Linked DNA regions of Mus musculus: region 2 is linked to region 1. A link is a loop called in an ENCODE intact Hi-C map of the cell type or tissue named here. Cell type or tissue: left cerebral cortex. All regions are shown on one strand. Each heading gives the region's core, and the rest is flanking DNA. Links, peaks and the distances in the headings are about the cores only. Region 1 holds the start of Arl5a (ADP-ribosylation factor-like 5A). Region 2 overlaps Cacnb4 (calcium channel, voltage-dependent, beta 4 subunit).

Region 1 (15,375 bases), core at 4,753-12,752:
ATTTGTTTGAGTTAATTTTATATCCAGCTACTGCACTGAAGCTGTTTATCAGGTTTAGTAGGAGTTCTCTGGTAGAATTTTTGGGGTCACTTATATATACTATCATATCATTTGCAAATAGTGATATTTTTGACTTCTTCCTTTCCAATTTGTATCCCCTTGATCTCCTTTTGTTGTCGAATTGCTCTGGCTAGGACTTCAAGTACTATGTTGAATAGGTAGGGAGAAAGTGGGCAGCCTTGTCTAGTCCCTGATTTTAGTGGGATTGCTTCGAGTTTCTCTCCATTTACTTTGATATTGGCTACTGGTTTGCTGTATATTGCTTTTATTATGTTTAGGTATGGGCCTTGAATTCCTGATCTGTCCATGAGTTTTATCATGAAGGGGTGTTGGATTTTGTCAAATGCTTTCTCAGCATCTAATGATATGATCATATGATTTTTGTCTTTGAGTTTGTTTATATAGTGGATTTCGTTAATAGATTTCCATATATTAAACCATCCCTGCATCCCTGGGATGAAGCCTACTTGGTCATGATGGATGATTGTTTTGATGTGTTCTTGGATTCGGTTTGCGAGGATTTTATTGAGTATTTTGCATCGATATTCATAAGGGAAATTGGTCTGAAGTTCTCTTTCTTTGTTGGATCTTTGTGTGGCTTAGGTATCAGAGTAATTGTGGCTTCATAGAATGAATTGGGTAGAGTACCTTCTGTTTCTATTTTGTGGAATAGTTTGAGGAGAATTGCAATTAGGTCTTCTTTGAAGGTCTGATAGAACTCTGCACTAAATCCATCTGGTCCTGGGCTTTTTTGGTTGGGAGACTATTAATGACTGCTTCTATTTCTTTAGGGGAAATGGGACTGTTAAGATCGTTAATCTGATCCTGATTTAACTTTGGTACCTGGTAGCTGTCTAGGAAGTTGTCCATTTCATCCAGGTTTTCCAGTTTTATTGAGTATAGCCTTTTGTAGAAGGATCTGATGGTGTTTTAGATTTCCTCAGGATCTGTTGTTATGTCTCCCTTTTCATTTCTGATTTTGTTAATTAGGATGCATCATCCTAATGAGTCTGGCTAAGGGTTTATCTATCTTGTTGATTTTCTCCAAGAACCAGCTAATACACATATATACACACATGCGCGCCACACACACACACACACACACACACACACACATATGCAGAATATTTTTAAAGCCTTACAATACACACTAAAAAAGAACTGATGGAATCTTTCAACTTATAGGCGAAGATGATGAATTTAAATGTCATAGGTTTGAAATTTTCTCTTGGAATGTAACATGTAAATAAAACCATATGATTATGTGTAAAATGCTTTATGATTAAAAGATTTTTCAGCTGCAACTACACTACATAAAAGACAATACACGGCAAAAACTGGTTAGGACTCAAACCACATAAGAGTCCGTTACTTGGCTGGGATTTCTCCCACTCAGACACATATAAACATCAAGAAGGAAATGCAATCAGAAATCATGAAATGCAAGTCATTTAAGAGTAACTACTGGACAAACAACCGACTGATCACCCACCAACTCTCCCTACAGAGACTCAACGTTAACTGAGTCAAGACTGGAATAGAAGACTACTGTACTCACGCTCCATTTTTAAAGACTGTAATGACTCGAACCCAATGCTTCTCAAGGACTCAGGAGCTCATGCAAGCACTAGCATTAGGAATGTTACCTCTGTGTTAGTATAGTACGTGTTCCAGGACTCAGGAGCTCATGCAAGCACTAGCATTAGGAATGTTACCTCTGTGTTAGTATAGTACGTGTTCCAGGAAGGACGAAGTGATTCTTGGCCACCAATATCCCACATCAGGAAACGGGTATTATTAACCACAATCTCTTCCACATTGCTTCCTATTGTAGGAGATGTGTGTACGACTTCATTCATGGAACTAGGAGGGGAAAAGTTTACAAAATTAGTGAGGAAGCTAGTTCATCTCACCAATGCTTACATCAAGGTACGTCAACATGGCTTCTAACTCAGACCCAATTGCCCTTGTTTTTGCGCTCACACAATGATTCAGCTAAAGATATAAAAGAGCTCAAATAAATAATGGTTTTAGAATATTACAGATCATTCAGGCAAAGTGTATAAACAGATACCTTGTTTTCTAAAAACAAGAGGATCAAAGCAAAACAATGAGCATGCCTGGTATCGTGCGAATTTCTAGCTCAGCACACAGTCCCTGGCTTCTGGCTTACGGTTAGTCTGCTTGCATCCACATAACTTTTCATTGATTTCATCCATCAAATACCACAAAAGCACAGAGAATAACTAGAAACAACAAAATTAAACTTTAAGCAGTTAATACTTACAACTGGTAAAGGATGGTCGTCTTCCCAGCATTGTCCAGCCCAACAATGATAACTTTGTGCTCTGAAATAAAAACCAGCAGAGAGTTACCACACACAGAGATCCCACACTTTATTCTTCTTTGTTTCTGTGGTATAAGTCAGCACACAACACTCTTTAGCCTTCCTAGAGCTCAAAAGATACTCCATCAAGCAAGGACTGTGTTGTTAAGCTCACTTTCTTTGCCTCTTCTCATTCTACACGGCCACTTCTCATCTTTCCAACAATCTCTCCAGGCAGTCAGAAGCACCTTCTCTTTCTAGGCCTAAGGAAGTCTATGCTCAGCAAAGGATCCTCAAATGTAGTCACAACAGTTACAAATGACTTAAGTTACTGAAGTTCAACGTGTGGAAGTGCAGGCATCCCTTGGGTATGTCCATGCAAAGTGTGAAAAGGAAGCAGAAAAAGAAGAGTTTGTTCCATGGGCAAATTTCTATCTAATGACTCTGCAAACTCAATCCTGCTACCATCCCCAAGTCCACAGCCTCAGAGAGTTACACACATAAATGACTGCCCCAGGAGAACACCAGCAAGTACAATGAAGACACATGCTACGAAGGAGCTTGCCAAGCCAGGAATGGTGGCCATGGCTGTGCTTCCAGACACTTGAGAGGTTAACAGGAAGATCAGAGGTTCAGGCTGGGCCAGGCAATGTGGTAAGACACGATCTCAAAAAACAACAAACTCACCTGACTGACAACACAGGCTCCCTAACCTGGTTTAACACTTACAAGCTATATTCACTACTAACCCAACAGCTGTTATGGATATATACATAGATTCATATACACACATACACACACACACATTTTTGTATATATTAATAATTACATATTTGTTTTAGTAATATTTATGTTATAATAATATTTATGTCTAGTACATATTTATGGTTTAGTGTTATTATAATAAGTCAGCAATGACCAATTCCATCAGAGGAAAGTATATTTTTTGGCTGAATTAAAATCAGAAAACTCAGCCGGGTGTGGTAGCACATGCCTTTAATCCCAGCACTCGGGAGGCAGAGGCAGGCGGATTCTGAGTTCGAGGCCAGCCTGGTCTACAAAGTGAGTTCCAGGACAGCCAGGACTACACAGAGAAACTCTGCCTCGAAAATCCAAAAATCAGAAAATTCTTGAGAAATGTGGGATTCCAACCAAGCAAATGTTACAGACTTCATGACCATGAATGTACTTCACAGTGGGACCAGTCTGCGTCAGGACTAGATAGCTGAGTTCTTCTAGCTAGGGAAGAAGTCTTTCTTCCAGGTCGGTTTCTCACTAGCACAGCTGACCCTTTCTAATTTTACTTGCAAATATCAGCACTCCAGCCTTGCCGCTGTACGATGTATGCTTTCTTCAGTTCTGTTAATACAAGCATCTACAAAGGTATTGAGGCAAAAAGAAAATTTCCTAGTTGAATACTGATTTTCAGCTAATGTGCTGGCATACTTCTTTAATCACACCACTCCAGAGGCAGAGGCAGGGGAGTTCCAGACTAACATACTTTACATAGCAAAGGTTGCAGAGTGAGGCTCAGCTTTAAAACAAACTAACTGGAACCTTTCTATAATATCAGCTTAGTTCTAACTTGAAGGAATCCATTTTGTACTATCCTCATGATTAGCTACAGGTCAACATTTAGACGGACTTCTAGTTCTCAGAAACAAAATATATTTATAATCATCAATGAAATGGTGTTCTTGAAACATTACAAACTTAACAGGACCAGTCCAAAAGTAATACAAAATACAAGAATCTACCGCAAATGATATAAACAATGACTTAAGCATGCATGTGTGTGCAAACAACAGTATCTGTTTAAGTACGGAAGCTATAAGCAGGCACTGTCGCAGGGCTGTAACTTTTCAAATGCTTTTGTCATTCTTGCTTGCAGAGTGTGAGGCATATCATGTTAAACGTTCTCAGTGGTAATGAATCCTTTTGCCTCTAAAGATTAACCTGAGTTTGTAAAGAGGGTCCCTTGGAGCATCTTGGTCACCAGGGAACAGGCTGTCGAAATGAATGCCAGCTTACTGTTAAATAGGATAGGACTCTTTGTAATAATCATTAAAAAACAAAAAACAACAAAAAAAACCCTTCTTTCCAATGACATTCTAAATTGAGCTTCTAAACACACACTGAATAAGAGGAGATACTGGCAGGAAATCTATATCTGGTTTCTAAAACAATACCTTTCATGTTAAACCCCTCCTCTAGTTTGTACACAAGTTTTGCTTCTTTGCCTTTGTTTTGTGATCCTGATTCTAAAACCACTGTTTTTCAAAAACAACAACAACAACAACAAACCCACTTTGGAAAGCATGGGGGAGGGTATCACATCTGGCTCCATGGGAGGGAGGTGTCGCACAAGGGCAAGTGCTGAGCAGGACAAGCAAGCGAGCAAGCATACTGAGCAGACACACTATGCAGCAATAGATGCTAAAGTAAGGCAGAGGGGAAGAGGCTCACATCACAAAAAAAAATCATTTTCTCAGGATACAAGATAAAGAAAGGATAGAGTGTCTAGAACAAACAAACAAACAAACAAACAAACCCAGAGGTGGGAGCTATGGTGGAGGATACATTGTGTGACCCAGTAGCTGGAGGCATGGTGTAAAGTTTTTTAACAGGTAAGACTATCCAAGATGGAAAAACAGCTAGATAATAGATTTAGCTCGTGAAAAGAACCATTATTTTATGTTCCACAAGACTGGGATTGAGGAAGCCCTAACAGGCAAAGGTTAGGCTGGGTGAGAGCAGGAAAGGGAAGAAGGCGCTGGGACAGGCTTTGAAGGCCACATGTCCTCCTAGGTCCCTGCTGGTAAAGCAGATAGGAAGCCGGAGGTTACATCACATCACAGCGAACAAGGTGAGAAGGGATGAGTGTGACAAAGGGTAAATGTCTTAATCCTAAGCTCCTAATTCCTTTCTTGGAATCCAGACAGCTGTCTGTGGACCTCATCTCCAGACTATCCACCGACTTTCCATTTAATGTTGCTAGCACTATTCTCCACTCCGGAGACACTGCTCTTCTGTTTAACTTTACAAAATTATCCAAGTCCTACACCACCACCAAATACATAAATACACACCCCATCTGAGACTACATATCAACAAAGGGATTGTAAAGCTATTGTAATATAAAAGGCAATCATGACATATCAAGAAAGAAAGAAAAAAAAGAAACTGAAGTCAAGCACGTGCAAAACTTAAATTTTCCAAAGAGCCACAGACTCATGTGTGTGTGTGTGTGTGTGTGTGTGCGTGTGCCTGTGCGTGTGCGTGTACGTTCGAAGTTCAACCTGGGGGAGTCTGTAATCCAGATCCCTCGCTCACACAGCCTTGTCCACAAACAGAATTCACTTCCAACTACTAGATGGAAATGTGCTTACAAGAAAGTATCAATGACTGTTTTGGTGGCTTCCTAAATCAAAGATAGGGTGTATGAGTCAAAATGAGAACTGTAACATTAAAACAGAGTTGTGTAAGAGGTTAAGAGATAAAGGTGCCAACGCAATAGTCACAAGTCAGTTTATCCCCATGCAGAATTAGATCATCCATATGTGTCCTAATAGTAAATCGACTCCCGCACACTCTTACGGTTTCCTCACTCTGCACTCCTCCTTACTAGACATAGCAACACTTTATAGAGAATGTAGATCTGCAGTGCTAGAATTCCATCTTACAATGTGCTTCAAGACAAATACTCCACAGAACATACAATACATATTAGGAGGCAATGATGTCAATCAGACTTTGGCCATTCCAACTCCGTGACATTTGTGAATCACTGCAATCGCTGTTTGTATGACTTCATTTAGAAGGCCTTCCCCCACAGCACTCCTGCACTCAGGAAAGCTCAAACACACCATTATTGTCTGCTGGGATTCAGAGTTTGACCTGGCCTCTACCTTACCAATCAATACTGTTTTGTCATAAAAATACTTCTTGTCCATGGTTCTTTCCTCCTTCCTTTTCTCTGACACACCCAGGCACACTACTAGTCCACTGGTTGTCTGTATCTGACAACTATTTGGTAAACTAATCAAAACAATTAAAAGTAACTGTCATCTAAAAACCTTCTATCTCTATGAATTACATAAAGTTGGAAAACACAAACACCTCTATCATCTCATATTCAAAATATCACTTAGCCTTACTAAGTCTAGGTCTGGCAGGCATGTCAATTCTACATGACCCAGCACAAAAGCCATAAATTTATTTAAAACACTATGACGTTTTTTACTTTTTTTTTGGTAAAATTTGACCATGCAATTCTGAGCATGAACGTTGTAGATGACAAGTTGCGTCCCAACATCAAACATTCAGACACACCTGATTAAGCTAAAACTTCAGTAACAAAGACTTGCTTTGAAGACATTGCCGAGGGAGGAAAAAACAATGAGAAACAAAGATGAAAATCAGCGAGCCATTAGGAGGCAGAAATCACACACTAACTTGAGGTTGGGAAGTCTCACAAAGAAAATGTCTCATACAGATTAGAGCGAGGTCCTGCTGAGAAGATAAAAGTAATCACCATGCCACGAAAGCCCCAGGTACCAAGGGTGAAGGTGCATGTGCTACAAACAGCTCGTCCAGAGTGCACACTGTCACCAGGAACGAGCATTTCCTCCCCCAAGGTCCCTCCAGTGAGCTCCACCTGGAGCTAAGAGGCAGCGTCCTGACAGCTCCTGACAGCGTACAATGTCCAGTCACCTTCCTGCTGTACACTCCTGCATGGTTGAACTCCCTTGAAAAAAAGACCAGGAACTGAGGTGGCTTCTCCAACACAAGACCAACACAGCCTGTGCCTTTGCCAGCACTCATTCATAACTTGGTTCCTTTCCTAACTAACAACCAATGAGCAGAGGGAGGAGCAAGGCTGCCAAGAGGGAAACTCCACAACCTTTTACAGTCTACGTAGGTGTTGGAAAGGATCTTCCTTCACCTACCACATTCTTTATAAAGGTGTGTGTGTGTGTGTGTGTGTGTGTGTGTGTGTGGTGGGGGTAGGGGTGATGAGAACACGCTGGCACTAGAGATCCTTGTTTAACATCCCAGGCCTATTATTTTAAATAAATAAAGCCCTAATGAGCATCTTTAAAGAAGAAAGTTTTTAGAAGGAACAGAACTGAGGCAGATTAACCAACACCCGATGGAACAACTGGAACCAGTGTTGCAAAAGTCACCAGAATTACGAAGTGCTCCTTCATCTATAGAGACAGGCTGGGTTTCTTTTCTGCTGCCCTGGACTATAACAAGCCGCTTTGTAAAGGCGAGGGGATTTGTCTCTTTCATTCTCCGACTTATTCCCAACACCCAGAGCCGTGGTTCTCAGCCTCCCATATTCGAAGACCCTTTTACATAGTTCCTCATGTTGTGGTGACCCCCTCAGCCATAAATTTTTGTTACTACTCCATAACTATAATTTTGCTACTGTTATAAAAGTAAAAAAAATCAATGATTTCCCATGGTCTTAGAGATTGAGACCCACAGGTTGAGAACTGCTGCCCTAGAAAGGTATTTAAACCAAACACTGGTAACAAGTTCTAGAGATACAGTCATTGTTGGCAAACCTAAATCTAAGCTAAAGATTCACAACTCAGTCAACAGGGAGAAAAGAGGGGACAGAAAAGCTGACAGTGGCTTCTTAAAAAGATCAACAAGCATCAACACACTTGTTTCCTTTCCCAATTGTCTGACAGAAGTCACTCGAGCCTGCTTCCTCTCTTCCAGGAAAATATTCGGAGACAGAATCTCATGTTAGCCCAGGTTGGCCTTAACTTTACTATGTAACCAAGGACGTGCATCCTACGTGACAGGATCACAGGGGACCCCACCACCACATCCCGTTATCTCTTGAATGGGTGTGGTGAAAGGGAGGCAGGCCCTCTACCAACTAAGCTACAGCCCCAGCTACAATACTTTTTAATGGTGTCAATAAATGGCAGTATCTAGAATAAAGTTTGAGCGCTCCGGAATCTGTGCCCCACCTAAACATAGCTCTGGTTTTCTGGGCCCAGCAAGCAGTTCACCAGCTCAGCTTTAATTGAGCAGCTGCTTTTTGAGAAGCCAGAGCTGCTAAGTCTCTGCGTTCATCGATATAGCAAACTCTGCAATTACCCAAAGCCTCTCTCCGCAGCTCTCCATGAAAAGAGTATAGAAACGTGTGCTGATCCTTCTGTAAAACAAAGCATCGAAGACACACCTAACTTATGTGCCCCCTTCTCCACAGGTCCAAGACTAGCAACAAGTGTTTGTGACAGTGAATTCCGTGAGGCTACTGAGCTGGGAAGAGACCATTTAACGATTTTTTTTCTTCACGATCTCACTCTATTGACTGGTAATTTCCTAGGAACTGGACTCTATTAATCCTCTTGTTAATTTTCAAACTCTGAGTAAACGTTCAGGCAAATGCTACTACAAAATGCAGAGCACAAGATCTGTGCTGCTACCAATGCATTCCTGCTATCATGTGCAACTAGGTGAGTTTCTTTTAAAGTTCTAATTCATTTTTTAAGTTACAGCAACGGTTTGGTCACTGACTCAAAGAAGAAAGTGAGACCAGTACCAGAGACACTTTAAAGCAAAAGGTCTTTCTAAACCAAAGCAGAACTGAAACACTAGTCTCACTAAATTCAAGACTGTAGAGGACAGAACTAGAATAAGAACACTTATTACCCACACAAATATCACCAGTTCTACAACAATGTAACCTTTAGTACTTCAAACCTAGAGATTAAATATTCAAAAACTGTAGACCCCACAAATCCCTCCTGTGCTAGGTGAGAGTATCTAAACCCACAGAATTATGAAGCCACTAGAAACCACTACCCCGTCACACGTTCTCTGCTGACCAGACAGAGCTAATGGAAATATCCTCTTTATTGCCTTCCACTTCATTTAGTACCGTTATCTTAGGTATCATTTTTAAAAAAATTATTATTAAAAAAAGCAGAACCCACTAGGGATTACAAGTCCCATAAAACCAGCTCTATCCCAGAGGAGGAGCAAGCCCGGCAACTGCTCCTTCTAAATAGTAGGCGCCACCGTTCATTAAGTTTTAACTGGAAAAAGTGGGGGTGCGACAACGCTACCAGCTTATACAAGAGAAAAACTGTACGTGCTTGACAGATGGAATGAACTGCAAGTAGAGCTTTTTTTAAAAAAAAGCACTATATTTCATTTCAGTAACTATGTAGTTCTGTTAGGACCATATTCTCTCCAGTATCACACACCCATTTTGTAATTTTTTTTTTTAATAAATCCCCTATGCCTTTCCGTGGCAAATGTCTGCATTTAGGCGAACTTAACACAGTAACCTGCTAGTTACCTAATGCTAATGAAGCCTGCCTCCCGAGGCAGGCTTTTAAAAGCTTTCAGCGAAACACTTTAACAAGGGCCAAAAACAAAACAAAACAAAACAAAACCCAAAACCTTCTAATAACCTAAGAAAGAAAACGACCTTAGGCTTGACCTTTACCACTGAGACAAACGGCGCAAAGGAGAGACACTCCATCACTATTCCGCAGCGAGGGTCTCCCCGCCCATCCCCCCCACCCCCACCCCCACCCCCACCCCCCAAAGCGAACCAGACGGATCCAGCACTAGTTCCAGTTTTCCGCATTCTGCAAGCCGTGGGCTCGGTGGCGCCGCTAGGGTCAGGGCCCTCGGTCCTCACTCTAGAACCCCAGCTGTTGCCCGTGCGGCCCAAACACAATTGCGGGCAGGCGACGGGGATGGAAGCAGGCCAGGCAGCGCGCTGGGCCCTCGGCGTGGGGCAGGGCACCTTTTGCGCTCGCGATCAAATCGGAGAAATGGGTGTATGGCGGGAGGAACCTCTCCCCAGCTCCCCGGAGACAAAGGCGACCCTCCTGCCCGACAAGGGCCGGGACCTCCCCGCCCGGCCCAGCCTCACCCTGGTGATTGAACAGCCTCCAGATCCGGGTAAAGAGAATTCCCATCCTCGGGCAGCGGAGCCCTCCAGCCTCCCGGGCTCAGGCTGCGGGGCAGAAGGACGCGCCGGGGCCTCCGCCTCTGCTCCCGCGCCGGCCGCGCGCCCGCTTCCAGGGACCCGCGGGGAGGCCGCAGCCCAGGCCGCCCAGCCACGCGCGAGGCCCCGCCGCTACCGCCGCGGCGCTCGCCTGGCTCGCGGACATCGCCGCCGCGTTGTCTGCTCGAACCTCGCGGGCCACCGTCCTCCCCCAGCTCCTCTCCGGCGGTGGCTCGGGCAGGGGCGGGGCGGAGCGAGGGGACTGCGCAGGCGCCGTGCCCGGAGGCGGAGCGAGGGAGCTGGAGGCGGGGCAAGGGGGCTGGAGGCGGGGCGAGGGGCTGGGAGGCCTCTGCGGCGCGGAGGGTCAGTGGAAGGAAGGCTGCGGCGCTTTAGGCGCGCCAATGTCGGGGATTTGAGGTTGTTTCTAAGTCACAATGCAAATATGTAACCATACTCAACTCCAAAAGTGCCAGGTTTGGACCCCGACGATGGTAAGCTTTAAGTCTCTTTAGAGCCTATTTTCCCTGACAAGCAGCAGAAATCATTGGCCTATTTTTTTTTTTTTTTTTTTTTTTTTTGTCGCTGCGGTTTTTCGTACTTCTACCTTTGCTTCTCAGCGCTCTTCCCTCTCCAATCTCCCTCTGCTCTCAGGCCACTCTTGGCTAGAACACTTTTCCTTAAGTATCTCCCCGGTTTAAAAATCTTAAGGCACAAAAGCCGTCTGAGCTGAGTCCAAAAAGACTGTAGACAAGAAACTCACTGGTCTTCACGATATGATCGTCTTTTTCTCTCATTCAGGAGTCACCATCATGTTAAATAGATGGCCAAATGCTGTCTGTGCTCTTCATTCTGCTGCTTGCCTAAAGTTTAAACAGTTGTGCCTCCTGGTATGCGAGTGTCCAGCTCTGCGCCCCTGCGCACCCCCACCCCCACTCCCCGCAGGATAAGTGGCTGAAAAGTAAAATATAAGTAATCGCTGGCGAACTTGATCCGAACGAAGAGTTCTTGCCTGTGTTTTGTTTTTGTTTACTTTAGTTCCCTTTAGCTAAACAGGTAGACTCTAGATCTCCATATTCCTGATGTAGGAACAGGGTCGATTCCTGAGGTTAACTGACGACTGTGATAGTTTTGACTCAAAGAGAAACTGGGGTTGTCTACTTCTTCCACACACATAAACAAACAAAAAGAGTAGAATCAGCATCATCTCTTTCTATCCTCTTTAAGTTTGTAAAAGGGAGGGAAAAAAAAAAGGCAGAGACGGAAAAATGTGGGAGACTTGTGAAAGGCCCTTTCGAGCTGTTCCCGACCTTATCCTCAACAGCCACATGAAATGAAGCACTATACTCTGCCTGACTCCTAACCATATACTACCGTATAGCTCAATGTATGGGAAAGAGTTCTTCATCTTCTTTGGGGGCTTGCGTTCAAATGCCAGTCTTAGAGGAGGCATACATAAAGGAGAATTAGATCTGGATATACTTAATAGCCAGTGGGCTGTTTAGAAGATCAATGTTCGCATAACCAACTTACATGAGCTCTTTAGTGATTCCATTCCCATCCAGTTTAGGCAGGGCTTTAGCGGCTCTGAGTCATTTTACAAATTCCCACATGTCTTTGGCAACTTATTAATGTATGCCAGACCTACATTTACCCATGAAGTTAGAGATCTGTGTTTTAGAACTCTATTAAGGAAATGGTCTCTTAGGCTATTTTCCAAGTGTCCCTCACAGAAGGGGGGATGGAGTTGACTAGTAGAATCTTGGCTGACTTTAGTAGACAAAATACAAAATTGTTAACTATAGATGTAACTGGGAATCTTTAATGAGGGATATCAAACATTTTGTTCTTCCTTCTGAGACCTTCTAAATATTTTATCCATTTTTAAAGTCATGAGCAAAATGCCATGAAAGACCTCAGCTTCAAGGCAGGAGAGAGTAAAACATGTGCTTTACCATTCTACAGTTAACAAGCAGAATACTGGATACAACACAAGAAACAACTGTTTCCAGATACTGGGAAACAGCCTGTGGAACTAAAGAGAAACAGTGAGCTTTGCCATTGCTCTGTATTTGCCCTCCTTAGCAAAAACAATTCCCAGGCAACTCCAGAGGGAGTGGATAGCCAAATAAGAGGGGGACAGTCTCTTACCATGAAGACACAGCTGTGTGCTTCCGGAGTCAGGGAGGCTAGAATTAGGGAAGCAGTCTTTACCTCCATATGACTCATACAGGGTGAAACCCTAGGTTGTTGACTAGTAATAGTTTCTAGAGAAAAAAAAAATCATACCAGGATTATTGCAAAAGGATCCCCAGATAATTGCCCCAAAGGATCAGGAGTCATTAATGTAAAATGGTCCCTTCAGTCAGTAAAAACACACCTAGGACATCAGTAGATGCTTGGATGTTAAAAAGGTGCTAAGCCCAAGAGTAAGCCGGAACTGAGACCAGTCTTAAAAGCGCCTAAGGACTTTGACCAAGAGAGCAACTGCCAGTTGAAACAAGTTTGATGTTCTACAAAGGAGTATTAAAAAGTAGACATCACTAATAATTTGCAATATTCTAAATCTAATAGAATTGTATTGGTCATGCATAGAAGATGTGATAGCAGATCTGAACACAGGGACATCGAATAACTTATAGTTATTGCTGGAAGACAGTGGTTAGAGTCTATAGTTAAATTACTGTACTGACGTTGTATGCTATAGGAAAAGACAAGAAATTTCTTTCTATAGTCCAATGGAACTGTGCTAAGAACTAGAGAGGTAGCTTCAGGTGTATACCTTGTTAAGGCAACAGCAAGGAACCTTTGTTTTCCTCCTGGGAGTTTCAGATTGCTGGCTGGTTGTTGGGATGGTCTTAGGTCAGACCCCTGCAATAACAGGGTTATTCATACAGCCAATGCCTTGTGCTTACTCAGCGCTTTGCATGTTTCATTCAGGTCATTACTTGGCTGGACAGTATCTGATGCATGTATTTTTAAAAAAAAATTTACTCCAGAGGAGAAAAGTGACAATGAGCTTTTGGTTTTCTTAGTCGCAGTTGGTTCTGTTAACTTATACTCTGCCTGCCTTTTCAGGGAGCTCAAATGAATTCAACGTGATAAAGTCTGTGGCTATAATACATCACTGTGTAATTCTAATTCCACAGATATCTTACATATTTCCCTTGAACTTCTTGTATACCACTGTGAGAGAGAAGTCCAATTCCAATCCTGTTATAGTACATAAGCAACCAACTCTGGGGTGTGTGAGAAAGGCTCAGTCATTATCTAAATACCAAGCATATAATTCCAAACCTATCATTCTGGAAACTTTTGGCAACTGCTACATTCACCATTTAAGGGTGTCTTCAGAACATTAAGGTTTATCTAGTATATTTTCTACATTCAGCCTTATTTCACACATTTATTTTAGTATAATCTATTTCCTATATGTGTGTGCAACTAATGCATTCTTTCCTAATAAAACATTATTTTGAGGGAACCCATAGAATCTAGCAGAATAATCAGGAATCAGTCACTCCATTGAATCTTTTTTTTTTCTTTAAAGAGTAAATATATAAATTTATTTTCCATTAAAAGCTGCAGGAATATTGCTTATGATTTACGGCATTTGGAAATTTCTGTATATTTCCAGAATATAAATGAAAGGTAGAATGCTAGTTTCTGTGTTTTTTTTTTCATTTATTATATAAAAGAAAAAATTAATGCAGTTTTTGTACACATTTAAATTCCATAAAACAACCCATAGAAATTAGGATACTGTATTCATGCACTCTGCATTTTTTGTTGTTGTTGTTGTTAAATGTCTTTGTTCACAAAAATAACACCACATTTTTTTTCTTTAAAGCCACTAAGCGGAGGGAGAACAAAGCATGCAGTACATTTGCATAGTGTATTTTCCCCAGCATGCCTTGTAGAACGCTACGCATATCTATGTAACAAAAATGAAAGGGTCAAATTATTGAAATAAATAAGCAAAGGAAAATAAGTTATTTGACAAAGGCATTTCCCCCACCACATCAGCAGAGACACAGGAATAGCCTGGGATATCAACAGCCCTCAGAATGGGGGTATCTTTTAATATCATTTTGCCATAGTTATTTTTAGTATGTGTCCTATTAATAACATTATTTTTAATCCCTCCCACCTCTTAAAAATACAGCTAATAGCTTTAATTTATGCTTCAAATAGTATCAAGTACAAAACAAAACAAAACAAAAATAATCCCTACTTAATATTTTTCCATGGGGACATTTTACTGATCTCTAACTTGAGGCTGGGAAAAACATAAACTTTCGAACATCCAAAGGCCAGAGGAGCCCTGCGAGCTCACCAGCTGTGCCATCTGTTACCAAAGGAGAAGAAACAGGAACAGAAAATAGAATAATATAGTATGAGTCGTAACACAAAATAAAGTTCATATGTTTTATGTAAAGGAATAAAATAAGTAAATTACACTCACAGATTGCAAGGCTATGAAATAAATTGCTGGAAAATATCAAGCAGCAGAATTACAAATATGAGAGATGAAATAAATTGGTAAGACAGAGAACCAAATCTACATAAGTCTAAAAAACAGGACTGCCAAATTTAACAGTGGGTTTTGTTGTAAGTTTGTGCTATAACAAATGTGCTTCTTTCTCCTCAATCTATTTTCATTTATTGGCAAAATATATATATATACTATAATTTTGTACTGTACAATATATATTTTTGCTACATTATTTTTCTACTGCTAATGCAGAAGTAACAACATAGATTTATTTTGGCAATAAAATGCTTTCGTTTTAATAACGTTCCAGAAAATATTGTAAGGCATATGAAAAATAGTATGCAACAATATAGCGTTAATGACCCCCACCTGTGTGACACCCCTGTGCGAACAGAACTCACAGCGATTTCCCCGCATCCGGGATGCCCTGTGTGTATGGAATCCACACTGATTTCCATGAAGTGTATGTAGTAGTATGCAGGCAGGGCAAGAAAGGCCCCTGCGTAA
Region 2 (15,375 bases), core at 3,624-11,623, 140 kb after region 1:
TGGCCTCGAACCCAGCATCTCCTACCACTCAATGCCAATGAACCTACCTGAAACACCTCAGCACGAATTCCAAACGACTGCAGGCTAGAACTTGCAAGTTTTAACAGTCACCCCCTCCAATGAGAGAATAATGGTCTAATTACAGAAACCAGACTTTGAGAATTTTTCTATTATTCCTCAGCATGGAAGTTTTCGATCAGTAGCATAGTGCTAGAATGCTTTAATTTTGTAATTGCTGTGTGAAGTTGCTAATGAGTTTCATTTAAAATTTTTCACATAGATTTTTGTCTTGGGATTTCCAAGAACTTCTGAAATGGTCCTAAATATACTTCTGGCATTTTGTACTGTGCCTTTGTGTATTCCCCTAAGATTTAACTGTTTTGTACATTGTTTTATGTGTAGGGGTGTTTTGCTTGCATGTATGTCTCTGTACCACGTGAGTACCTGATACCTGCAAAGGCCATAAGAGAGTGTTAGATTTCCCTAGAACTGGAGTCAGAGACAGACATGAGCTACCATGTGAGTGCTGAATCAAACCCAGGTCCTCTGGAAGAGCAGCCAATGCTTTCAACCACTGAGCCATCTCTGCATGAAAAAAGGATTCTTCCTTCCTTCCTTCCTTCCTTCCTTCCTTCCTTCCTTCCTTCCTTCCTTCCTTCCTTCCTTTCCTTCTTTCCTTCCCTCTCCCTTTCTTTCTTTCTTTCTTTCTTTCTTTCTTTCTTTCTTTCTTTCTTTCTTTCTTTCTCCCTTTCTTTCTTTCTTTCTTTCTTTCTCCCTTTCTTTCTCTCTTTCTTTCTTTCTTTCTTTCTTTCTTTCTTTCTTTCTCCCTTTCTTTCTTTCTTTCTTTCTTTCTTTCTTTCTTTCTTTCTTTCTTTCTTTCTTTCTTTCTTTCTGTTTTCTTCTTTCTTTCTTCTTTCTTTCTTCTTTCTTCTCTCTCTCTCTCTCTCTCTCTCTCTCTCTCTCTCTCTCTCTCTCTCTCTCTCTCTCTCTCTCTTCCCTTGTTTGTTTGCTTGTTGGTTTATTTGAAAAGGCATCTTTCTATGTAGCCCTGGCTGTCCTGGAACTTACTATATAGACAGAGCTGGTCTTGAACTCACAGAGATTCACTTGCCTCTACATCCAGAATGCTGAGATTAAAGGCATGTGCTATCATGCCCAGCTTAGTTCTTTATATAAAAGTAAACAGCAGAAACTGATACCAGCATGCAGTTTATCATAAAGACCCTTATGGAAAAGACAGGTAATCTCCCTTGAGGCTAAACCCTCAGATGCTACAGAAAATGTAAAACCTAAGATCCAGGTTAAGGAGGGAATTAACTTCTGATCAGCAAAGGCTGTTCCCTGCTAGTAAGCAGTTGGATGATGCCCTACTTTGTCCAACCTTAGCATTCATAGTGACTCCACCCCTCATCCTGTGTTGAGACTTCATGGTGTTGCTGAGAAAAGGGAGAAGTTTTTCTTTCCCAAGAAGAATAAGCACAGAAGAAAGGCTGGGTTTGCTGTGCTGAAATACTGTAAGGTGGATTAAAAATGCAAAATTAGTTGCCTTTGTCGAGAGTGTCCTTCGGATAAATGTAGTACTGGAGATTTCATTGTCAGTCACTTTGACAGACAGCACTTGTGGCAAGTGTTGTCTGACTTAACTACTTCAACAAACCAGAAAACAGGTAATGGTTAACAAAAGACAGGAACTGAAAAAAATTAAAGAATAAACAAGTATATTCATTTAATGAGTATACAAATTTGATTTTGTCTTTAATAGATGGTGAAATTATATGTATAGCAAAGGAATTGCTTTAAGACATTCTGCATTTTTATCACATATGCATAATTATGTATGTGTGGACATATGGGGGCCGGCATAGGACAACTTTGTGGGACCTTTTCTCTCAGTCCACCATTATCTGGTTTATGAAGATTGAATTTAGATCATTAGGCTTGTACACCAAGCATTTTTACCTGCTGAGCCATTTTGCCAGCCCAAAACAACTGTTTGAAAATACATTTATGATTTATTATCAGTTAAGTTCTTAAATTGGGTATCTATTTTTGTGGATTTATATACCCAGGGTTGCATAAAAAATTCTCAAGCAAAAAGAGTTCATTGTAAGGTGGCTACTAAAATTGCTGTTTTCACAGCTCCTGTGGCTGGTACAAACATGCTAAAAGCATTAAAGTCTGCCTGGTTTTTAAGGATATAGCTCTGTAGAGTTTGCTGGGTCTAATCTTCAACTTAAGTCCACTGATACCTGAGTGAGATTATGATATATGATATGACTATTGTTTGAAAGGACAAATGGGAGAGGCAAGATGAGATGGAAAATGATAACCAGTGTAGTTTTATTCTCTATTTCCCTTCCAGTTGCTTACCCAGAGAAGCGATGTTAAAGAAGAGATGGAGAACAGAATGACAATGACTATTGACCCAGTACGAAGGTCATTGGAAAAGAAAGACAGAGGCAGAGGGAAACCTGTGGGCCCTTCACCTTATGATGGGTTTACATAGTCACTGCTGACTTTCTACTGAGTGTCGCACAGATCTAAGTTCCACAGAGTGATGTGGCATTTACTGAGGTCATACAACTGGAGTCATGGTATTATAAAACTCTGGACTCAGTCATGCTACACTGTGAACAAGATCCCTCAAAAGGCTTCTTTGCCAGAAGATGGACTTTCAGGAAGTGGCTGGATTCTGAGGACTCTTGTCTAACTAATGGAGCCTTGTCCTCATGGATTAATAATATAATGGTATTATCAAGAAGTGGTAAGAGGAAGGAATTTAGACCTAGTTGAAGGAAGTAGATCACAGAAACCATACCCTGGGCCCTTCCTGTCTTCCTTTTTCTCTGCCTCTTATCTAGCATGAGATGAAGATGTTCCTCTGCCATGCACTGCTGCCACAGTGACGTTCTACCCAAACACATGAGGCCAAGAACCCTCTGAAACCGTGAGCCAAGATAAACCCCTTGAGTTCTTCCCAGGAGCACTTGAGTCATTCAAGGCAAAAATAGCTTACCGTGAGCCACTGTAGTCTAAAGAGGAGAAAAGCTGTCAGGAGAGAACACAGAAGCACCTGGGCAGAGCTGATGGGATGACTGAGAGTCACGCTCTCATCTATCTATCACCCCAAAATGGAAAACAAACAGGGAAGTAGCAGGAGGGGCAAATTCATGGCCTCTGGTCAAATTTAAGGAATTTCTCTCTTAGCATCATCATAATTCAGTATGGAAAGCATTCCTATACATATTTTAGAATTTATAGGAATTTGATTGAAGGAAGGGTATGTACATCATTTACTTCTCAGACCCTGGCTTATTACCACAATAGCTCAGCTAAGTAAAACACCTACATGTCTCCGTGAGATCTCTCATACAAACCATAAGCACTTGATTTACTTCACTAGCCACAGATGCCAAAACCCCATCTTCAGACTCGGTTACAGACCAGTTTTCATACTCTAGAAATGGACAGTCAAGACTCTCTGCCCCAGAAGCATAAAGGCCTTGGTCTGCCTGCTTCCAAGAGAAATCCAAACCTAAGTATCTCTAGGACATTTTTCTGGAGGCCCTTAAACACATCACCCCTCCGTTTGAAGTTTATCTTCCTCGTTAAGAAGCGCAAGGACATATCTTCGCATAGAACAACTTTAAAATGGAATTCCTTCACTCTGTTGTCGAGTGTGGCTTTTCAACCCTCTTGGGTAGCTTTGTTCACATCCACGGCAGTTAATAATAATTTTCCTTCTCCAAACTTCTGTGCTAGAAATCTGCCGCTTAGTATAAACCATCAGTTAACAGAGCATGAAGCATATCTACATAGGAATGTGTGTGATGTATGAGACTGCACAGTACATATGCACATGTGGATGCACAGATGTTTAGACACACATAGTTATACAGCTTATTGAAAACAAATATCTTCAAAAATTAATATATAGTTATTCTTAGAATAGTATGCAGTACATAGACATTTAAACGCATGCATTCAAACAAAACATATACATTATAATTGGTACAATTTTCTCTCCCTTTATCTCTCATCACTATCTCTAATGGTATTGATAACCACTTTATGTTTTCTTTCAATATTTAAAGACTGTATTTTCCTGGGTAATAAGTGCTTTGAATTAAGACCCGATCATTTTTCTCTTGGAAAATGACCAAGTTTCTCTCTTTCAATGCTTTAAAATTTGGGCATTTGGAAATGGAAGAGCTGGGGAAAATGGAACCAACTAGTATGTATGGTTAGCCCTGGCTTCACTTTGCAAAATACTCTGAGCATCTAAATTTCTTTTAGGTCATTCGGAATTCTATATGGCTGTGCCGAGCACTCTCTGCACAGGCCGGTGTCAGTGTTAGTGTGCTTGATCTTTAGTCAGGTGAGGACAACACTTAACAGACCAGCATGTAACACACAGCAGCAGGCTGAAAACAATCTATTTGCAAGGATATATATGTCATGACGGCCAAAAGCAGCATGTTATAATAAGCATTGACTATCGGAGAGTAGTGGGTCTCGGGCAACTTTTTCTGCTTTTCAACTCTCCTTATTCATTTCTCTTTAAAAAACAAACAAAAAGTGTATTATTTGTATAATAAGCCACCAGGACCTGTATTAAGATATACTGGAGCAGTAAACATAGAGTGCTGGGTAACACTTACACAGAAGCCAATGGCAGCCTGTGTACACGACCCATTGTAAGTGGCCCAGGATCGGCATAGACACATCTTAGGTGCATACTGCATTATCTGTGTTAAGGTGACTCACAAAGTAATGTGGGCTGTGGACGTAGCTCAGTGTTAGAGCCCATGCCTAGAATGCACAAGTCCCTGGTTTTCATCTTCAGTAAAAAACAAAAGTGTGAAGTAATGTAGCAGTCTATGTGAACTCCCCTACGCTGATGAAAGAAAGGCCTGGCTGGGGGCCACTGAGTGACCTTTTTGTATTTTCTTATACTTAGAGATGGTCCTGGTCCTTTGCTACTTGTCTGGTAACCAAAACAGAAGTTAACAGACCTGTCCAAACAGACTCCTCAGGACTTAAAAATATGATACGTGTTTACTAAACCATTCTGGCAAGCTTCTTTGCCCTTTCTTACATGTGTAGTGAGAGACAGAGGCTACAGGCTTCAGGTTTCAAACTAGGGCCCTACAAGGATAACATCTATATTTATATCTATCTGTGGGTCAGACTCAAAAACAAAAACAAACAAAAAAACAAATGAACAACAACAACAACAACAAAATACCCCACCACAGTGCCTAAATCTCTCTTAGACCATGGAGCCAAGACATGCTGACAGTGTATATCAAGACTTTATTCTTAGCGTAAAACATCTGTCTGTAGGCAAGATGACCTGTTATAGTCTCACTGCGTGGACAGACTGACTAGTAGCATGTCTGATACGCTGAGCTCCATGCACCCCACAAGCTCTGCAGTAGTAGCACAGTGCCGTAGGGACTCCCCAGCCCCCCACCCAGAGAACACGCCGTTCTCAGCTCTTAGTGCCTGTCTATCCTCGGGTTGCAGCTGGTCGCCTCAGTGAAGCCTCTCCACACACCTATCCAGCAGACCTACTCCAAGAGCTCGGCTTCGATCTGGGCAAACCCCACACTTACAGCCATCAATGCATTGGCACTGAGAGAGACGGCTGGGGATGTGGCACTCCAGGTGTGGCTTTATCTGGCACTCCACCGGCTCAGCTATTTAGGCCTAGTCGTCTCCATTGGCTTGAAGCTCTGTTCACACCATCTCGGGTAACACATCACATTATTCTTCCTTATAAAAACAAATAAACTCGAATGAGCATTCAGGGTCAGGTCAGCCCTCCGAACATCTTCGTCTTCCCCTCTGCTTTATGTACCATGGTCCCCATCCCACCCCAAATCGCTCCTCACTTCTGCCCACCTCTGTGGATGTACACGGCCCCAGGAGCTCAGCCTGCTAGCCACCACTGAGTCACTAGGAACGCACCACTGCAGTACCTAACCCTACCCGCCATCGGCTCTAACCGGTAAGTCAGGCCAGGACACTCTTCATATCCCACCCTACAGGAAAACCTGCTGTCCTGAGAGGCTGGACCAAAAGGAAAGACAAATGTTTCTGTACTTAGAATGCTTCCCCTCTGACCTGGTGCATCTGAAATTTACACAGTTCTAGAGAAGAAGGGGCTGCTCACATTAGTTCCTAGGCGACTCTGCTCACATTAGTTCCTAGGCGACTCCGCTGCTTGCGGCAGCTGGCTTCTAAAAGCGTTTCTGGAAAGAGCGACAACAAACTCCGATCCACTTCAAAGCAACACTGACTTCCCAAGTTTAAAAATCATGGTCAGAAATAAAACTTACAACTCAACGAGGGATCAGACGTTTCATAACTGAGTGTGGAGGGAGACAGAGTGTAAGAAGATAGTCAGGCCTCCTGAAGAGCCCAGCTGTGAATAGCTGCTTGACTGAACTCCTAGAGTCTCTTCCATCCCTCAACCCTACCTGCCAGAGTAGGCCTTCGTGACTTCAAGCCCCAACAGCACAACTATGGCCCCTTGCAAAGAATTGACAGTCTGGTCACTTGAAGCACGCTGGGTGGAACACAGAACGAGTTTGCAGGAGAAGAGTTAGAGTTACAGCTAACACAGGCAGCAAGGGAAAATGGGAAGCCTTCTGAGACCCAAGGGTAGCTATCTTTCACGGACAGCAGTTATGATGCATACTGCTATACTGACATATGCCATAGGGTTCTTTTTTTTTTTCTGCTATAATCTGTTTATTGGGTGATTTAGCCAGAGACCCTTATATAACACATTTCTGTTTTGAATGTGGCAACACACACAGCATTATACTCATAAAATTCAGACGCCCCACAGCATGTCCCATGGGCAACCCCTCATCATCCTTCCTTGCAAGGTGTCTACGTAAGTGATGCAGAAACAGGTGCTGCCCCCAGCAAGAGTTAAAAAAAAAAAAAATGAAGCATCCAGCCGTCAGCTTTAACCTCTGTGTAAACTGTACAGCATACTATGCTACAAATTCGGGGATTGCAGAAAATCATCTCATCCTGATGGTGAAACATTGCAGGAGGCTGAGCTGTCAGGGGCCGGAGTCCAGTTTTCTAAGACCAAACACACATGAGTTCACTTCGGTCTCCCAGGGCAGAGTAGAGGGACACCACCTACCGCCTCTGCACTGGAGTATTGTGTGCGCGACCCTTTGCATCTCATTTCCTTAACAAAGAAGCAGCAGAAAGCACACTGTTTGTCTGGCCAGTAAGCACATAATAACAGCTATAGCTGAGGACCTTCCATTTATGCTAGCTCAACAAACAATGTTATTATATAAAGAACGAGTCTTTCCCGTGAACCCCGCTACTGGAAAAAACAGCACTTTCTGCATAGTTTAAGCCAGTCTACAAGGGGCAGTTACCCATCATGAATCAACCCTGGCCCTGGTCACAGAGAAATCCCAACAACCTATTCTCTTAGATGCCTTTGCTATCAAGTTAATTGCCCTTTTGCTTGACAATAAATGATTTCAGTTAGCTACACACTACACAGAGCATACACAGCTGCCAGCAAGCACCCCAATGCTGTTGGCTTTCAGCTCCATGTTTCCTGCGTTGCCTAAGAAATAGGAGGGGGGAGTGGGAGGAGGAAGAGGAGGAGAGAGGGAACCGGCTATCTATGAAATACTTACAGCCTCCGAGTCTTCAACTCCATGCAGGTACAAATTGTCATACATGGAGGTGTAATAATCCACAGCACCTCTTTTAAGGCAAAAACAAAATTGCTGCAGAAACCACAGCTAGAGCTTAAAAGAAAAAATAATAATAATAAAAGGCCTCTTTGGAAGAGCTGCGCTGCCTTATCAATTCCTGTGGATTTACCAGGCAAGATGTTATTCGTTCACATCATACAGGGCGAGGTTATCCCCAGAGACATGCAGACCTGGCATTTTATCTGCCTCTCCAATACAGAGCATAAAAAGCAAAAGCCTTCCTCAAGCACAGACTGGTGACAGAGCTAGGAAAGCGGCCTCTGATTGGCTCAGCTCCCCTGCTTCAGTCAGCTGAAGAGCGTTCCCTGAGAGAGTGGAGGGTGACTCTGAGCATCCTACCCAGCACAGAGATGCTTCCTGTTTCTCACGCATTGCTAGCTCTACAACGAACACTTAGCAGTAGCCAAAAGGCTGTTTCAATGTTTAGGAAGGAGGGCTATCAGATACTCGAATTACAGCCATTCATCCTCTTTGTTAAATGCACAGTTGGAGGAGGGAGCAAAAGAGAGGTTTTATTTTTTGAGTATTTCATAAAGACAGGCATAGGCAGACACCGATCTCCATCCAACATCTGTACTTTGCAGAGGTGACTTAAGTTAAGGGACACTAAGTCATAGAGAAAATTTTAATCTAAATGAAGGAAAGTAGATAAAATACCAGATGGTAAGGTTTGTGGCATTTGTATAGGAAAAGTTTTCCATATTTTCACCAGTGTCTCTCTCTGCCTTACTGGCAAGATAACACTCTTGTGCCACTAGTGAAGTCTGTAGAGGTAGCCAAAACCTCTCAACTTTTAGGTGCAGAATTGAACATTCTTTTAGTTCAATTTATTTAAAATTCCTCTTAAGTAACAGACTATGCTTCTGCGAGACTCCTCCCTCTGCTTCTTATACCACTATTTCCCGTATCTCTAATAATCCCGAACACTGCTGCTCCTTCCCCACAAGTCACACAGGAAGGTCTCACCCCAACCCTCTGTTCCCACACCATCCTCACGCTGATGGAGGACAAATTCTATAATGGGGTCACCTGAGATAGAGTTCCCCCACTTACCTATGGCTGTCTGCTCACCAGTAATAGATTGCAGCCTGACCCAGGAAAACCTACAGCCCACACTAAAAAGAATCCAGCTAAAATTGGAAAGAAATTGGTAAGGGGCAAATAGCATCATCTTGAGAAACTGTATGAATCATGGGGTAAGAAATAACCCAGCAACGCCGTATCAGCTTTGCCACTAACTTACCAGCTGACCTAGGCCAGTCAGGCACTGCCTCTGCGGGCTTCAGACTCTGAGGGAAGAAATAACTCGGAGAAAGAACTTTGCAGCTCCGAAGTGAGACATAAACACTTACCAGCAACAACCCTGCTTTGTCAGCCAGAAGTCATTGGCTGTAGCTCACAGGACCTCAGCAAGGAGTCACCGGCCCAGACCTGAGAAAGGAGGCCATTCCTCCAGTCAGTCTGAAAGGCCTAAGTCCAGAGCAGCAAACCAAGTCATCAAAAGTAACCCAAGAGCTACCAGAGCTGAGAGCAGCTGACATCCCTTCTTCCACGTCTATGATGGTCCAACCACTGCTGGCTTTCAGTCACGTTTGCATCTCTCAATACCTAATCCCTTTCAAATCTAGAAGATGGCAAGGTGACCTCCAGACTGGGTCCTCCAGACTCCCTAGATGACAAACTCACACAGGATAGCTATCATCTTTGAGTCTGTGCCTACCCAGGAATATGTCTGACTCAGAATCACAAGCCAATAAGGAACTCCAGCGAAGACAAGGTTTTTTTTTTTTCCTCAAATTCTCCAGGATAGTTTTTTTACTTTACTATTGCAACTGAGAGTATAGCTGTTTCCTGATTATTTTTAAACAAGAGTCCATTAAAAAGAGAAAAAAGAAGTGGTCTGTTTTCAGAATTGACCAAAATGGGTGAAACACTCCCTGCTGAGAAATCCTGCAAGACTCAACTGCCCCCCTTCATCTAGCACTATCTGCTAATGCTAACACCAGGCCTAAGAGGTGGGTTGTCCAGAGCAGGAGCTTGCATCACGAGTATCTCATACAACAGTCTGCCATCTGACTCAGGCTAGCTTGCGGGTCCAGAGGTCCAGAGTCAAGAGCAGCAGTTGTGTTATTCCTTGCAAACCCATACTCTTCTTGCTCAGGAAGGGCAGGAGTGACAGTGGCAGGAGAAGGCTGCCTCTGCCTGCTTCCCAGGAATCAGAGAAATATGTCTGACTCAGAATCACAAGCCAATAAGGGACCCCAGAAGTCATTCAATCCAGACATTTAAAAAAATAAATTGATTTCTTCAAAGCCTCCTCTTCCCCCTCCTCCTCCTTTATCTCCTCCTCCCCTCTCCTCCCCTCCCCTCCCCTTCCCTCCCCTCTCCAATTCTATGTGTATATGTGATATATATTCTTGTATATGAATGTGTGTATGCATGCTGAACCCAGAGTTCAGAAGAACCTTGGTGAGGGACTTGTTTCTGGGACTCTTGGGCATCAACAGAAAAAGGAACTTAGAACTCTAGAAGGACGCGGGAACTGGCCATCTCTGTCCCCGAATGCTCTGCCTGGCTTGGAAGTTCTGAAAGGTCCCTCAAAGCCTCCTGTTTCACACCGTCTCAAGTCCCCAGCTTTCGATAAAGGAGTCCCATGGCTCCATCAGGTTCAAATTCCAAAAGCCAAAGTTTAAGAGTATATCCCCCACCCCACCCCCAGCAAGAAATGCAAAGAAACTAAAGATGGGATCCTCCCACTTTTGACACTGAGTTTTCCAGGCTGAAAAGACGACATCACTTCCTCCTCTGATTTCCTACCTCACATTAAACTGGGATTCTCGGAAATCCCTGAGGCTCATCTTGTGTTGGTATTCTTCAGTGCCACATCTCTCTCTCGCTGCTGAGTGGCTTCCAAAACCACAGAACCTCCCACAGAGGCTAGCCCAATTTGAGGGTGCTCTCCTGACAGGGTTTCCACAAACCCACTTCCTTTCACCTCTCCTTAAATCAGTGGCTCCGAGTCAGAAGATTCTGCACGAAGGCGCCACCAGGATGCTTCTATGTACAAATCCTACACAGTTCTTGGAGAGCTGCTTGTTGGTGTTTGACAAATGTCTCAACTGTTTTGGTAAGGTCGAGGAAATGGCAAGGCCCTTACCAAACCACCTGATATAACAAGACAAAATTTCTTCCTCTAGCTTTGGTGATCTATGAGAAGTTAGCCTTCTTTACCAAACACTGAGCCTTGTGATTCAGCAAATCTGTGAGGTTTTCTGGAAAATAGCAGACCCAGGATTTTCATCCTCTAATGTTTGGTAAGGACAACAGAGGGAAACAGAAAGGTGAGAGTAAGGTGGCATGCTGTGAATTGTGGGTAAGCATGAACAAGACAGTTGGAGCAGTTTTAGAAGTTTTAAAAGAAATTGATACCCACTTTTTTCCTGCCAGATTTCTCTGAAACCTAACTCTTCTAAGTCAATGTAATTATATATTCTATGGCAGGACTCTGAGAGGTCCAGAGAGAGGAGACAGGACGCCCAGCCTTCCTGTTGGCTCTATGGACCGAATACAAGCTCAAGCCCTTTGGCAATTTAGCCCTGGGCTTACACTGCTATTTTGATGCTGTCCATGCTCTGCTAACTGACTTTCTCCTTTTCTCTGCAAGCACTTAAGCATTCCTTGCATCTAGATCTCTGTGGGGTAGTGCAAATGTGGCTTCTATAGCTTTGGCTCTGCCCTGACTTCCCCAGACAGGTAGTGGCAACATAGAAGAAAGGGGAATAAGCAAAGAAAAATTCAAAAACAGATGTGGGATTCTACATCTTGTCGGGCTTTTGCTACAGTGTTCTGGGTTTGTCCTTACTACCCAGGCATGTTCTGGAATCCCTCTGGGCCTCATCTGTAACCATAAGGTAACAGGTGAGTTCAGGAGCTGATGCGCTAATGCAATACATGGAAGGCACAAGTGACACAGAGTGGGAGACTTGGCTTTTGTTTAAGGTAAGTAGAGTATAAGCAGAGGTGTATAGGCTGCTCCTGGAAGGACATGCACCGTGCACTGTGCATAGTGACAGCTTCTACAACCCTTTGCCTATGGAGTAAATTTCCAAATAGTTGCACCTGATACACGCCTGATCCTGTCAATTCCCACTTAGGTGCCTGGGTTCTGTGACCAAAGCTGAGACTAGCATCCTGCCTCCTGTTGCCCTACTTAGCTTCATGCCAGCTCCTTCCGGCTGCCTACCTGCTTTATCTGGCCTGGTGGATGATGGCTCCTTATGCTAATGTTGGCATGTTCCCTGGAGTGCCTCTACCTCCCAGCACTCCAGAATCTCTGGTCTCTGGTGTGCTCTCCTGATCTCATGTTAGCCTCTCCAATTGTTTATTTTATTACCCCCCCCCCCACACACACACACATCCCACCCCATTGCCTAGGAAAGCACCCTCAGGAAGACCCTATAGCAAATGCTACTACTGATCAAAACTAGGAGGCGAAAGGAGAATAGAAAGACAGAGGTAAGGATAAAGAGGCAGAGACAGAAAACTCTTGAGATACCCCAGGTAAGACTATGTGGACCAGTTCCCCTCTTCCCTGTCATGTTTGATGGATTCAGAAGAAAATACTTCATAATTCATAAAAGAGTGAGTGAAGGTAAGGTATATAAAATAAAAATACCCATGGCCTACTCAACTTGCCAGAAAGTGACAGATTCCCCTATGATTGACATATTACTCAGAATCTCTTACCTTCTCAAATTTCTGTTGGGAAAAAAAAAAGAGTCAAATTCTTGGGGGAAAAGTCCTATAATGCCACAATTTTCATAAATGCTATATTATTTATTTTCCAAAACACACCTAGGAGATTATTCCATGGCTCCCCTCCCCATCCTGTTACTAAGGTTCCAATTCCAGCTTTAGCTGTAAGTCACTGACTGCTCCTCACAGCCACAGTAAGACCAGGAACACTCAGATCAAGAAATGGCTGTGGCCACAAAGCCAACTGGAGGATGACAGGCTTCCACAGACATTCTGAAGCAAGACCTGGACCAAGGAGAAGGCCGTGCTCGAAGCTCTCACATTTTGAGAAACGCCGATGAGAAATGGGACGTAATCCCTTTTATCTGCAGAGCTTCAGCAGGAGTGGGAAGCAGGAAGAGAGCAGCCTGAGATGAATCCTGAGCCAGCACAGATGAATCAGCTACCAAAGCACTACTTGGTGTGGCCCAGACCCCTCCCACCAATGTGGGGCTCCTTCCACCCAATGATTCTAGATTTGCTCCAGAGGATAAATGGTTTGGGGTTGGGTTAGGTATTAATGTTCAATTTGTGAAATTTTCTATTTTGTACTACTTTTAGGGTGTGTGTGTGTGTGTGTGTGTGTGTGTGTGTGTGTGTATGCCTTCCCTTTGAGGATTTGATACCCAGTAAAAGTCCATCCATTCTTGTGGGCCACCTAAAATCTCTTCCAAAAAAAAAAAAAAACCAGATTGTGTTGTCTCTATTAAAAGTTCTCTTAATGCCTTCTCACTATTTTAAAATAAAGGTCAAATCCCGAACATGAACTAGCACAGGATTTCATTTCTTAGATTCCTTCTTCTGTACTCTCTCCAGTGTATAACCAACCCAGAGTCCTTGAATACATTCATTACCATCTATAACCAGGGTTTGTCTATCCTGACCCTTTACTCTGAACTCTACTTCCTCCCATGAGCACACACAGGTGAAAATGATGGATAAAGTCCATAGCTCATGGGAATGTGAGTCCTATGGTATCTTGACTAGTGTTTTGTTGCTTTGAAGAGACACCAGACAACTCTTATAAGGGGAAGCATTTAATTGTGGCAAAGTACTGGAAAAGGAACTGGGAATTCTATGTCTATATCCACAGGCAACAAGGGAGGGCACCAGTCCTAGCTTGGGCTTTTGAAACCTCAAAGTGACACACTTCCTCTAAAAAAGCCACATCAACAAGGCCACACCTCCTACACAAGTAATGCTACTCTCTAATGACTAAGAATTCAAACAAATGAGCCTATGGGGGACACTCTTAGTCAAACCATCACATATGTAGCACTTTAGTCAACAACATGAACCCATTACCAAGTATAGTATCTTGTGCATGATTGGCTTTCCAAATACCCAATAGTTCACAACTGTCTTGAATCCTTGGTTCGGCCTGTACCTTGGCTGTCAAAACAGTGTAGTAACCAACAAAACAAGTTCCAAAGTAAAATGTGAGGGTTTGCTTGGTTTGTGTTGCTTTTAGGTTGTGGACCATGAATATCTCTCACTAAATTACCTTTATGCTTTTGCTGAGAAGCAGGAGTCTGCTCAGATCCAAGTGCTTATAAATCATATAATCTAGGTATGGCATTGGTGTGCTGTTTTAGCAACATCTTTGTTTCAAAAGAATAACTGACAATACATTAAGGGAAAGTGTTTGGGGACAGTTGTTGTTTGTTGATTGGATGGTTGGTTGATAGAAACAAGATCTCATCAACTTCCACGTTTCCACACTTGACTGATGATCCCTGCCTCTCCATCCCCCATCCCCTTCTGGAAGGGTGATGCCTTCATGTTACATCCCAGCCCTTGTCTCTTCCCAAAGCACTTCTCTCACAAGTAATAGTTCTTCTAAAATCCCTTGGTCCTCTGCTCTCCTGTACCCCTGCTGGTGAGCTAAGCACACCACAGTATGAGACCTCTGGTAGATAGATGTCTCTGTGACAAGATGAAAATTCAAAAGGAAGAGATATGTCTTGCTCAGCTTTACACACTACACACTTTATTCCATAGAAAAGTCTCAAAAGATTACAGTTCTAAGACCTGAACTCCAAGTGCAGGAAGCTACATTCTAAACCCTGAGTCCTTTCTGCCTAGGTAATCATACAGTCTTGTCTCGTAGAGACTAGACAGTAAGTATAAAGAGAAATAGATGAGCTAAAAACTTATAGGTCAATTTTAGGGCTATTTAGGAGTTAGAAAACTAATTATAAACTGTAAAACCTGTGTCAGGAACTTAGATCTGAGTTGGGCTTGTGTGAACGTGGGAGCTCTTCTTGGGTAGACCAGATGTTCAGATGGGACATTGGTGGGGGACATGTGGGTAGGATGGAGATAGAACTCGGATATTTCCCTAAATGTAATTGTGGAAAAACACTTATTGGCCATCAGGAAAGCCATACCACATACCCCTCAAAAGCAGACTCTATGGCTTAGGCATCCTTCCGCTGACTCAGTGCCTAATACAGTAACAGGCAAATAACTGAAGCACAGAAAAACAGTAGAACAAAGTGACTGGAGGTAGCATGACAGATACATTCTGCAAAGTAAATTCTACAATAAGGGGACTGTGTATCTCAAGTTGTGCCATACTCTGTGCAGCTTTGGGTCCCCACCCCAACCCCAGCATGCTAAAACCACAAGGAGAAACAAGAAGAGCTGTCTAACTCCAAAATACTGACCACTCTAGATCTTTCCAGAAGTGGTCCTAGCTCTTTACTGCTGGGCATCGATAGGGTCATCTCAGGCAACTGATTAGTCTTAGCCTTCCGGCTGACTGTTCTCAGTGTCTGTCACTCTCTGGGGTGTCAAGAGAGAATGGTGTCTT

Evidence for each region. Hi-C counts contacts between places; a loop is a spot of excess contacts. Peaks named below come from ENCODE experiments on the same cell type or tissue, not always from the same donor. Only the 100,000 strongest peaks of a DNase experiment are listed, where the experiment ranks them.
Region 2: it touches region 1 in a loop (4-fold over the local background); 2 of 42 quality-filtered maps call a loop at or near these places.

The regions. Positions count from the first base shown.
Region 1 is chr2:52,414,289-52,429,663 of GRCm38, forward strand. It overlaps Arl5a (ADP-ribosylation factor-like 5A), which reads right to left and starts at 10,586. Exons shown (of 6, transcript NM_182994.2): 1 at 10,302-10,586; 2 at 2,348-2,408; 3 at 1,776-1,923. The coding sequence starts at 10,347. A430018G15Rik (RIKEN cDNA A430018G15 gene) reads left to right here and starts at 10,724. Exons shown (of 3, transcript NR_165461.1): 1 at 10,724-10,867. It overlaps Cacnb4 (calcium channel, voltage-dependent, beta 4 subunit), which reads right to left. Exons shown (of 14, transcript NM_001037099.2): 14 at 14,032-15,375. In left cerebral cortex, for the core only: no CTCF peak of the experiment used is centred there; DNase peaks (open chromatin) are centred at 9,451, 10,635, 11,114 and 11,910; H3K4me3 peaks cover 3,135 bases; H3K27ac peaks cover 1,154 bases.
Region 2 is chr2:52,550,584-52,565,958 of GRCm38, forward strand. The region is part of intron 2 of Cacnb4 (calcium channel, voltage-dependent, beta 4 subunit); the gene reads right to left. Among named protein-coding and RNA genes, the nearest start is that of Cacnb4, 120 kb to the right of the region's middle. In left cerebral cortex, for the core only: no CTCF peak of the experiment used is centred there; DNase peaks (open chromatin) are centred at 5,691, 6,278, 7,457 and 8,040; H3K4me3 peaks cover 3,217 bases; H3K27ac peaks cover 2,144 bases.